Linked DNA regions of Mus musculus: region 2 is linked to region 1. Evidence: chromatin loops called from intact Hi-C (ENCODE). Cell type or tissue: heart. All regions are shown on one strand. Links, peaks and the distances in the headings refer to the core of each region. The heading gives the core; the rest is flanking DNA.

What was found. A loop is a pair of places that touch in the nucleus more often than their neighbours do. Peaks named below come from ENCODE experiments on the same cell type or tissue, not always from the same donor. Only the 100,000 strongest peaks of a DNase experiment are listed, where the experiment ranks them.
Region 2: it touches region 1 in a loop (2.7-fold over the local background); 1 of 42 quality-filtered maps calls a loop at or near these places.

What each region holds. Positions count from the first base shown.
Region 1 is chr1:73,963,686-73,969,052 of GRCm38, reverse strand. The region is part of intron 18 of Tns1 (tensin 1); the gene reads left to right. Among named protein-coding and RNA genes, the nearest start is that of Gm39664, 65 kb to the left of the region's middle. In heart, for the core only: a CTCF peak has its summit at 2,424 (motif pointing left); DNase peaks (open chromatin) are centred at 1,977, 2,552, 4,622 and 5,162; H3K4me3 peaks cover 76 bases; H3K27ac peaks cover 3,840 bases.
Region 2 is chr1:74,028,977-74,034,343 of GRCm38, reverse strand. The region is part of intron 3 of Tns1 (tensin 1); the gene reads left to right. Gm39664 (a long non-coding RNA gene) reads right to left here and starts at 3,253. Exons shown (of 3, transcript XR_003948683.1): 1 at 2,869-3,253; 2 at 2,675-2,763; 3 at 1,417-1,813. In heart, for the core only: no CTCF peak of the experiment used is centred there; DNase peaks (open chromatin) are centred at 683, 1,223, 2,503, 3,153 and 1 weaker place; H3K4me3 peaks cover 768 bases; H3K27ac peaks cover 4,778 bases.

The DNA of each region.
Region 1 (5,367 bases), core at 179-5,178:
CTCCCATCCAGGAAGGTTCCCTGTGGGGTGGAGGGCTTGTCGGGGGTGGGTCTGTTCACTCATCACAGGAGGGAACTGCCTGGTTTAAAAGGGAATACAAACCATCTGTGTCTGCTGCTAGCCTACACTGACCCCTCCACACAGGTTGTATACCAAGTCCCCGGATTACTGTGTAGAGAACTCCACGGACCATTCCACACAGCCCTGCCTAATGGGCTGAAACCCGTGGACTTGCAGCCCTTACAGTGAAAGCTTAATTCTGAAGGCACACAGCTTCTCGGGCCCCTGGTATGTCAGGGATGCCAAGAGGCTGTGTCATTTTGCATGAAGCATTGAGATTGGCCCACTCATGAAGCTGGGTCCTTATGTGACTGTGGGCTGCCCAGAGTTAGTGCTATGTGGTTTTTGTCAAGCTCATAGCCCTCCTGGGGATGCATGCAGTTCCCAGGGAGCCCCTTCAAGGCACCTCAATACTGGCCTAGTCACTGGTGTATGGGTGGGTGGTTCTGAGATGTCACATGGTCTCATCCGTCTTCTTCACTTGCCATTGGTGCCTCTGAGCCCTGTCTGCGTGCCTCCCTGTCTGCTTTCTGCTGCTTCTTTGTCTTGGAGAGCAGAAAGAGCATGTGGCCAAGGCCATCTTGAGCTAGTGCCTAGCTGTTACATTGGGCTGGCAGTATGGAGGCCATTGAAAGACACCTGGTCAGGCACAGACCCTTGGTGAATGGCTACAGGCATTGATTCAGTCTCCTTTGCACCCCGAACTCATCTGTCCTTCTCTGCCGTCTCCTTCCCGGATGAGGAGGCTTCTGGAGCACATCTGTGCTGAGAGCCGTGAGGTGAGGAGAGGCAGGAGGGCTACGAACAGATGTCCCTCTACCCCTTATCCGTCCGATGCATATATCTACTGGGAGCTGACAGTCCCCCTCCTGCATAATCTTATCCTATTCCCAGGGAACATATCCCCAGACTGGCTCTGCCTGCTGCCTTCCTGGAATAGGTATGGAGACCCCCAAAAGGCTGACTCTCCAAAGCCTGTCCTACCCCTGTAGCCCTGAGCTGCACTTCTTCAGGTCTTTTGGGCTACTGTGGGGGGGGGGGTAGGGTCCTAGGGCATTCTGAGAGTATGTTTCTATCACACACACACACACACACACATACACACACACACACACACACACACACACACACACACACACACACACAGAGCCTCGGTGCGCAGTCAGCTCAGGCAGCAAGCCCTCCTCCTTTCTTTCTCAGTGTCCTTCCCTCTCCCCCTTCCCTTCTCCCCCTGCACCTTCAGCACCTTGCTGCCATGTCTGTCATGGGGTGGGGGGTGCTTCTTCCTGCCCCCACCCTTCTGACTATGCCTGCTGCCTCCTTGATGATCCTGGGTTCGCTCTAGAACAAGACATTTTAGAGCTCCAAGCTTTCCTCTGTGTATTTTGCCACAGTGGAAACTAAACCAGCCAAGCTCATGCAGTAGGCAGCTAAATTGGAGTCGTCTGTTGGGAACTCAGCTTCTTCCACCCTGTACTCTCTTTCCTCTGTCTAGCTCAAGTCTACCTGCTATATGCCAATGGCATTTCTTCCCGCTATAACCCACCATGCTTCTGGCTACATATTCCCTGGGTGACAACCTTACCTGGTGCTGCATGTGCCCCTGCCCCACTCGCTCACAGACTATGAAGTAGCTCTCCTAGGGACAGTGTTCTGTTTTAGTCCTAACCCCAAGACTAAGTCAAAACACTCAATCATTTTGTCCTTTAAGAACAAGGGTCAAGGGGTTGAGAAGATGGCTTAGTTGGCAAAGCGCTTTCCTTATAAGCACGAAGACCCCAGTTCTATTCCCATGTGCAAAACCAGGGGTGGTTCGTAGGTGTTTGTAATCCCAGTGATGGAGAGGCAGGCATAGGAGGATCGCTGGGGCTCAATGACCTCCCGTCCTCCTTAACTTACTTGGTGAATTCCAGGCCGGTGAGGGACCTTGCCTCAAAAGAAAAAGGGAGATAGTGCCTGAGGAAAGGCCTCTGAGATTGACCTCTCACCTCTACACACTCACAGGCACACAGGTACATGCTCACTCTCCCAAAGGCACACATGCGCGCACAGAGAGAAAGAGAAGAGGCATTAACATTGAACAAGAGCCAATTGTTCAATTGTTCAGGCCTGGGGAGATGCTTCTACACCTGTTAGTGGCTAGAGAGAAGGGAGGGTTAGGACAGCAACAGGAAACAACAGTGAGAAGGGACCCAGCCTATCAAAGTTGTGGCCATGGTAACCTGAGCTCCCTCCCCCAGATCCAGACTCGGCTGGGCCAAGGCTGCCCTGGGAAGGATGAAGTAATCAGACTACAAACTAAAGCTGCTTCTCTAGTGAGGTGTGGCCCTCTAGTGTCCCACCCTCTTTATAGTGTTAGACCAGCTGGAGGAGCTGTGGTTCTTGTGTGTGTATGGGGGGAGGTGCTTCTAGGACCCTCCAGCCACCTCCCTCTGTTCGTGTGTCCCGGATCTGGCAGCTGGGGTGACTTCCTTCCGGGAGTCAGTGGCTGAGTTGTGATGTTGGCTCTGGCTCTAACCATCTGTGGGGACCTCTGCTTCCCAGAGTTGGATGGATGGGATCGGGTGGACCAGCCACTGAACTCAGGATGTCCCCTGGGCTGTAATTCTAGGAAATGGCCTGGGATAGCTGCCCACAGTGGCAGCAAATCTGGGGACTCGATGAATCCTGGGTACTTGGAGGCAGCCAAAGGTCTCTAGGTCTATCTTCCTGTCTCTAGAATCTAGAACGTATGGATAAAGCTACCATGCTCAGGGCTGCTTCGTGGTTGCAGGGAATGCTGGCTGCTTCAGAGGTCAGAGCAGAGTTGTACTGAGTAGCTTCACTGTCTCAGGGACATCACACTCTCCAGGGGCTGGGTCATTTCGTGAGACTCTTGTCTTTGCTGCATGCCTAGCAGATGATGGGTTGGCCTAGGCAATGGGGTTAGGTGGACTCTGAGGCTGTGTGATTAAAAAGTGTGGCTTCCAAACTGTACAAGGTAGCATACTTCTCATGTGGGCTGCTGTAGACCCTCCTCCTGAGAGTGACAAGGAGCCCTGGGAGCAGATCCTGTGACACAGATAAGCTGGTGAGGGAGGACTGACCAGGGGGCTCAGAGGACATTGCACAACCTGGATACCACTAGGGCTCTCATGGGGGACATTGGCTTGTTCTGGGATACTCAAAGAACACCATAAAGTCACTTGAGAGATGATGCGAATGGGAGCTAAGAGTACCTGTTTCTGTTTCTTAGAGATAAGATGGGCTTTCGTGGGGGATGGTAAGATCATAGTAGGAAGCTTTTGATTTCACGAGGAGCATCACTGGGCAAACCTGGCTGTGCCCATAAGGGCATTTTAAAATTCAGATTCTCAAGCCACTGAGAGTTCTGTCTTCTGCGGGGAAGGTGGCGTCTGAAGTCAGGGTCTCCCTCCCTCTGTCCTTACCTTGTTTCTGTCCCCTGGCTTTTTTTTTTCTTTAACAGAGGACCTTACTATATAGCCCAGAGTAGGCCTGAACTTGCTTCAGTCCTGTGTTAGCCTCCCAAGCGAAGGCTGTCCATCCAGTCAGAGTCTTTAGGGGATTCTTCAGGGGCTTCTATTGCTTTCTGAAGGCCATTTGGTTAGGGTCATGCTTTGCACTTGTTCTTGTACCTACTGTTTCCATGGCACTGGACATGGGCTAAGATACTTTATAAACTGACTCCAGGAGTATGTATATTGTGATATATACATATATATATATATATGTGTGTGTGTGTGTGTATATATATATATTAACCAGGCACATGGTATGGTGGTGCACATCTCTCATCCAAGCCCTTAGGAGGCAGAGGCAGGAGGATCAGGAATTCAAGGCCATCACCTAGTGAGTTCAAGACCAGCCTGGGCTACATAAGATCTGTTATCAAAAGATTTTTTTTAAATCAAAGGAAAAGAAAAATGTGTATAATTCACATAGCAAGTCTGTGATCTCATGGGGTTTGGTGCTCAGGACTGGTTTAAGTTAAATTTATTTTAGTAATTCACAAAATACTACAGATGGTGTTCAGATGGGCAGATGAAATCAAATTGGGCTACTGCGGTGGTGGCTGGGTGGGGACAGAGATGTCGATGGGGGCTCCTTAACCCTTTCAGGAGCCTGGGCTTTGTTGGTTAGTTCTAGGAGGTTCTGTGGTGACAAGAGGGCCTTTGCTGTAGGTCCTGTAGACTATGATCTCCACCAATTTGGAAATTCAAGATATGGGGTACATTTTATAGCCCCCTCCCTATCATTAACAAGTTGTTAAAGTCTAAGGACCAAGGCTATAGCTTGAGGAGAGTGTGTGGCCTAGCATGTCCAAGGCCTAGCATGCCCAAGGCTCTGGGTTTGGTTTCTAGTCTGCAAAAACAAATGCTGGCATGTGACACCGGCTGCCTGTCTTGCTTGCCCAGCCGTGTCATCAGTGAAGGCAGGGCAGGGGACCTACTACTGGGCCTCAAGTCACAGATTTTTGTTCCTCCCTTTATATTTCCTCGATATTCTTAGGGAGCAGATGGCAATGGGAGGCAGGAACCGAGCTAGTAAGTAATGGCTCTGGACAGTGGGAGCTGGAGAGACAGGTGGTCTTCCTCAGTCAGGTGCTCTCCCTCCTCAGCTGCAAGGACAGATACAAAGTTGCTACAGCCTTGGGCAATGGAAGGACCTAAGTGTCACAAAGGAACCGGGGCCAAAGGAGGGGATAGGAGGAATCTTCCAGAAGAGAAACTAAGTCCCCACTGGCTTAGGAATTATGTTGGAAGTTTCAGTTGCCATCCCAATAAGTCACAAACATAGAAGGACCTGTTGTCCTGAGGCCATCCTCTGGGATTTCACCTTTTAGAGCAAGCCAGGCGTGTGCTGGGAACTTCCAGGCACCTGTCTGTGTGTTGCTGAGTGGTTGGCCACACATCTGGTTGGCTGAGGATGACAGTGGGCATCCTGAAAAAGTGGGACCCTCGGAAAAGTGGTCCCGACACTTGTGACCACCACAGAGGGCAACCAAAGACACTAATAGCCATGCAGGCAGTTGCAGGCGGTTGCAGGCACTCCCGTCAGACACCCACAGGCTTTCTGGGCAGCCTCACTCAGTCTGTGTCAAGGTTGCTGGGCCAGAAGCCAAAGCTGTTGGGACTTGTGTTCCCCTCCCAGAGTTCTGTCCAGGGGCACCCCAGCCTGCTCTGAGACATATGGAGCCTTTTCGTTTTCTTCTTCTAAGTCACGGAAGTGTCCTGGTTCCTAGACTCTGCTTGGAGGTGGTGGGAGAAGGGGTGGGGAAGAGAGGGGAAGGGAAAAAAAAAACCTTTC
Region 2 (5,367 bases), core at 120-5,119, 65 kb before region 1:
CTGGGCTCCATCCTTTCTAGCTCAGCCTGCCCAACCCAGCTTGCCTCTCCCCACAGCCAACTCTATGAGGTCTGTGACCCCTTTGCTCCAGAGGTTCTGCCCACAGCCAGCTTGCCTTTAGTCAGGACAGTACCTCTCACCCTTCTGGCTTCCTCTGAAGAGGAAGTTCTTCTCATTGTCTAACTTGTATCCCTCGTCTACGGCCAGGAGGTTGGGGAGGCTTCCTAATGGGAGTATTTTTCCTTCTGGATGATGATGGGGGAGCAGAGAGGAGCGTGAGGGCTGAGTGGAGGCTTACACTGAGCTGCAGGGTCATTGTTGCCTCTCACTTATGTTTCCTTGACCCTGGAAAGGGAAACTGGGGTTTTGGGATGGAGAGTAGAGATTTGCCGGATGACAGGCGAATCCCGCCCCAATAACAACAACACAACAACAACAACAACAACAACAACAACGATGATGACGACAACAACCAAATGAATCAGAAAGGAACATGAACTTGTGGGAGGGAGAAGGTTGTTTTTAGACACTGGGGAGGGACAGGCCTCTACTTTGTCCCCAGCATTATCCCCTGAGGCCTCTGGCTTCATGACTCCCTGGTTGGCTGGCTTTTAGCTTTCCAGAGCTATTAGGCATGTAGAGGTGTGGGCATAAGCCAGCTGGGAAAGGAATGGTGGGGGTGGCGGGGATGCCAGCCTTATACATAGCCTGTGCCGCCTCCGTGGATGCCCTGTGCTGGCAGCTGGGGGCCCTAGGGTAGCTGGTTCTCTGCTTAGGCTGTGGCCCTTGGCCATCTGCCTTCTTGTCCTCACCTTTGTTTCCCTAGAGGAGTTGGAACTGTGAGGAGAGGGGACAGGGACAGTCCCCGGTCTTTCCTCCTGCAGGGCTTGCTAAGCTGTGTGTTCCCTGCCTTTTTAGGGCTTTGAGTTCCAGCTCAGGCCAGGGACTGGTGCAGAAGGGTGGATCCAGGGATCCGACCAGATGAGGGCCACAGGAGGCCTTCTGTGAGCTCACCACTCTCTGCCATTGGAAGCTTCCTCCAGGGACCTTCTTTGCCTTCTCTTGGAATGAATGTGGGCCTCATTGGCTGCAAATGTTTCTCGCTCCCCCGTGTCTGCTGTCATCTGGCTGCACTGGCACTCCCTGACTGTTCAGTGTGAGGCTTTTGGTGCCAACTGAGGCTGGAGGACTGAGGGTTTGGGACAGGCCTGCTGAAGAGCTGTTAGCCTACACACAATGCTGCTTTTCCTCCGCAGTGTGGAGCAAGGCAGAGGGAGGGCATGAAGCCGGAGCCAGCCTGCTGGAGACCTACCATGGCAGCCATTCCTATCTACTAGCTGTGTGCTCTCAGCAAGTGATTAGGTTTCGCCTCAGTTTCCCCTCTAGAATGGAACAGTAGGCCTCATGGCACGGACATAGAGTTTAAATGAATTCATTGATTTAAAGTGCTTTGATGTATAGGATGTAGATCAGCTGGAGCAGGCTTGCATGGCATGCACACAACTCTGGGTTCTTTCCCCAGCACTGTGTAAATTGGGCATGGTGGTAGAAACCTTTAATCCCAACACTCGTGAGGCTACAGATCAGTGGTTCGAGATCATCTATGACTATAAAGTAAGTTCAAGGTTAGCTTGGGATACACAAAAGCCTGTCTCAAAAACAAACAAACAAACAAAAAAACAAACAAACAAACAAGCAAGCATCCAAAGCAGAGAAGCCAAAGGTAATCCTTGTCAGTGGGTGTCATTCATTCCGGAGCCTGCTGCCTCTTACTGGTCCTGTTCTCTTTCATCACAGTTGTGACTTCCCTATCCTGGATCGAGAGTGTAGGTCAGGCTTCCACAGGCTTCCTTTAGGGGCTGCTAATATCAGTGTTTTCCTTTCCCAACTTTGCTTCTGTCTGCAGTTAGGAGGCAGGCCTGGAGTTGAGGGGACCTCAGACTTGTCTCCCCAGGGAGCTGGAGCAGATATGTGTTTATGTCGGACTCTGAGAAAGTTGCCATCGCAAGTCCCTCTGGGATCCCTTCCCACCCTTCAGACAGCCACTGCCTGCGTTAGGACCTTCCAGGCCTGGCAAGGGCCTGGTCAGCCTCCCTCCAAACAGGCTATCCTTGACTGTAGCCATAGGAATGGCATTTATGTTTTAGAGTGACATTCCCAAGTAAACACTGAGCTGGCTTAGACCCTCCAGGGCTCCTTGAAGTCTACCTGGCATTTCTCTCTACAATCTAATTCAGTCCCTTGTTGGTAAGGGGTGGGGATAACCACCCAAGCCCTTTCTGTGTATACATAAGAGCCGAGAGCTTTGAAGATTGGTCAGTAGGTCTCCTGGCCACACTCCATTCCCTCTCAGGCCTCTACCCTCTTTGGGGTCCATGGCTTTCTAGTGACTCTGACATTCCTCCACCAAGGACCAGCCTCTTGGCCTGCTCTTTTACCCAGAGATCCCCACCCAGGAGGCTGAGGTTGTTCTGGGTCAGGGGTGACCACCGTTTCCGGACCCCTGGCCCGCCCAGTTGCAGCTGCAGAAAGCATTAAAGATTCTTTTGAAGGAAGTATGCTGTAGGCTGATCATGATGACTACTGGGAGGACTCTCACTGGCTTCCCTCCTCAGCCTGGCTCCCCTCTGCCCTTCTAGACTGTTGATCCTTGAGAGATGAGAAGTGGCCTTACCTTGAACACATCCTCCAGGAGGCCAGGCAATCAGCTGGCCCATAACCGCTCTTCAGGGAGTGAGCTGAGGTTCAGTGCCAGGGTTGGTGCTAGCAGGGGACAGAGCTATGTCTGAGGCTCTAGGGGAAGTACAAAGGGGTCTCCACCCTGGGGCCCTCTGACCCAAGGCTGTGCAGGAATGGTATTCTTCTTACCAACAGATCTCAGGCTGGCCTGGTTCTCTCTCCCGCACAGCTGAGTCCCTTCCCTCTCTGGGTCTCAGTATCCTTTCTTAGCAGTCAAAGGTTTGGAGCAGTGTAGTAGTGCTGGAGTAGTGCTGGAGGCTGCTAAAGTGAATCTACCAGTGGGGGTGTGGAGCTCCTTGGGTCCCTGGCTGTGAAACTTCACCTTGGGTTGACCTTGCTTCCCTCCTGCCCCGCCCCCACCTTTGGCAGTGGCTGGCAGGAAGTCCTGCCTGATTAGGGCCCTAATCACTGGCTGAGACTCCCAGATTCAGAGCTGGTGAAGCAGAGAGGGGCTGGGCTTAGGAGGGGGAGTATGAGACCAGGGCCCTGGCGGCCTGCCTGCCATCTGGGTCTGGAGGAGATGGGCTTCTGGCTTTGGCTCTCTGGGTCCAGTGATGCCTGTGAGCCTGCTGAGGAGGCCGGGAGCCAGGGCCAATCCAGCTGGGCCTGGGGGCCATTCTGATTTCACATTAACAGCCTTTTAGGGCATCCACTCTGTGCCAGGCAGGGTGCCAGATATGGGGCTGGAAAGGCCAGTGAGACACCTTCTAGTTGGAGACAAAGGGGAGTAGACAGTTCTACAAAAAACAAGGGAGGGATGGGATGGGATGCAGGAAGCCTGTTCCGTGAGCTGGTGGAGGAGTTGAGACCTCCGGGAGGAAGAACCTTTTGAGATGGGCTTTGAAGGTTGAGGAGGAGTTTTACAGAGGCATTTGTTCAGGTATGGGACAGGCGTGCATGTAAGGATGGGTAATGTAGGGACTCTGTCTTTCTGCTACTTACACCCCATGTGACATTGGCCTGGCCTCAGTGTCCCACTGAGTCTGTAAGATGAGGTCCACATTCCAGCATAGCCTTGTGTGCTGTGGGGGAGTTAAAACAAATTCTGTGTGCAAAGTGCTTGGTACAGTAAATGAGGCTTAGCGAGGAAACCTGTGACAAAGAGTGGTTTTGGAGAGAGCCCAGAGGCCTTGCTTGGGTGTCAAGGGTGAGAGATCTCCTGGGCCAAGTCAAAGTTGGGAGTAGCAGAGGGATTTTTACCTAGGAGAGACAGGATGAGGTTTTGGTATAGGAAGGGGTTGGACAGGGGACTTCTGGGGATAAACTCCATCCAGGACCTGTGTTCCTGGAGTCTGGCACCTGTGCCCTTAACCCCTGGGACTGGGAAACCTTCTTGGTGTTAATGTGCCCTCTCCCACCCACCGAACTTTCTTCCTGTGCTCTGAGACCAGAGCCTGCTGACTGTGGGATCCCTCCCCACACAAGGCTTCTTAATAAGCCGTGATGGTGGAGGTGGAGTGAGGGGGCAGGCAGCTCACATATCGAAGGTGCCAAGAGGCTCTTTAAGGGAGTATCTTTTACTGTGGGTCCCAGAATACTGTAGACCCACTGTGTGTTGGTTGAATAAATGGTCAAAGGTATCCCTTAGTCTGGAGGAGCCTGTCCACTGGAAGTCAGCAGTGCCCAGCCTGACTTTAGGTGGCTGGTGAGTGTGGGGACAGGGGCCATCTGTTTAAAGCCAGGAGGAATGTTGAGAGTCTCAAAGGCTTGGTGCCAGCACATCACAAGTGCTCAGGTTACTGTATGTTGAGGGAGGAGAGGACATCTCAGGAACCCTCGATTCTTGGACTGAGGGTTATAATAAGGTGGTGTGGCCTTGAGGTTAAGTCACAGGCTTTGCAGCCCCACTGTGCAGGTTTGAATCCCGACTCTACCTCTGACAGGCAGAGGCAACCTCTGGACAACAGCTTACTCAACACACCAGCCAGCGCTTTCCTTGTGTTATCTGTGCTATGAACTTGGGACTAGAAAAGTGGGGCTGGTCTGATAACCAGAGGTCCTGTCTCTGTCTCCTACCTCTGGTACTAGCTTGAGCACCAATTCTCTTAGTGACTGGCCTGGCTACAGCATCTCTAACCTGCCTCTTCTCCTTCTGAGTTGCTACCCTGCTCACTGTGGAGACTACGGCAGCTCTGTGATGAGGAGAGAGTAGATTTAGGGAGATTGTCCCTATCTGAGTCAGGGGAGGTGATGTTGCTGAGTGATGTGGAACAGCTCAGGGTGTTGGGAGGCGGTTGCCTTCTTTGACATTGTAGCTTTGGGCAGTTGTCTGTCTGTCCTTTCCTGGGCATCATCAGCCTTACCCGTGGAATGAGAGACTGGGTTTAGCAGAGTTCTCTCTTTTAGCCATGGAGCTTCCTGCATGTAGGCTCCCGTTCTTGTGCCTGGGAAGATCTGTCTTGTTGAGCTCAGGCTTTCAAGGATCGTCCAGCATCCGCTGGGATGTTGGCAGAGGTGCTGGGAAGCTCCCTTCTGGGTTGGGCTGCTCTGTGTCTGGGGACAGTGACCATTCCTCTAAGGCATCTGTTTCTTGGAACAGAGCAGAGGGAAGCAGCTGTTAGTGGGAGCAGGCCAAAGTCTGGCGTGTCCCTGTGACTCAGGTGGGGATGCTCTGGCTAGAGGGAGGGG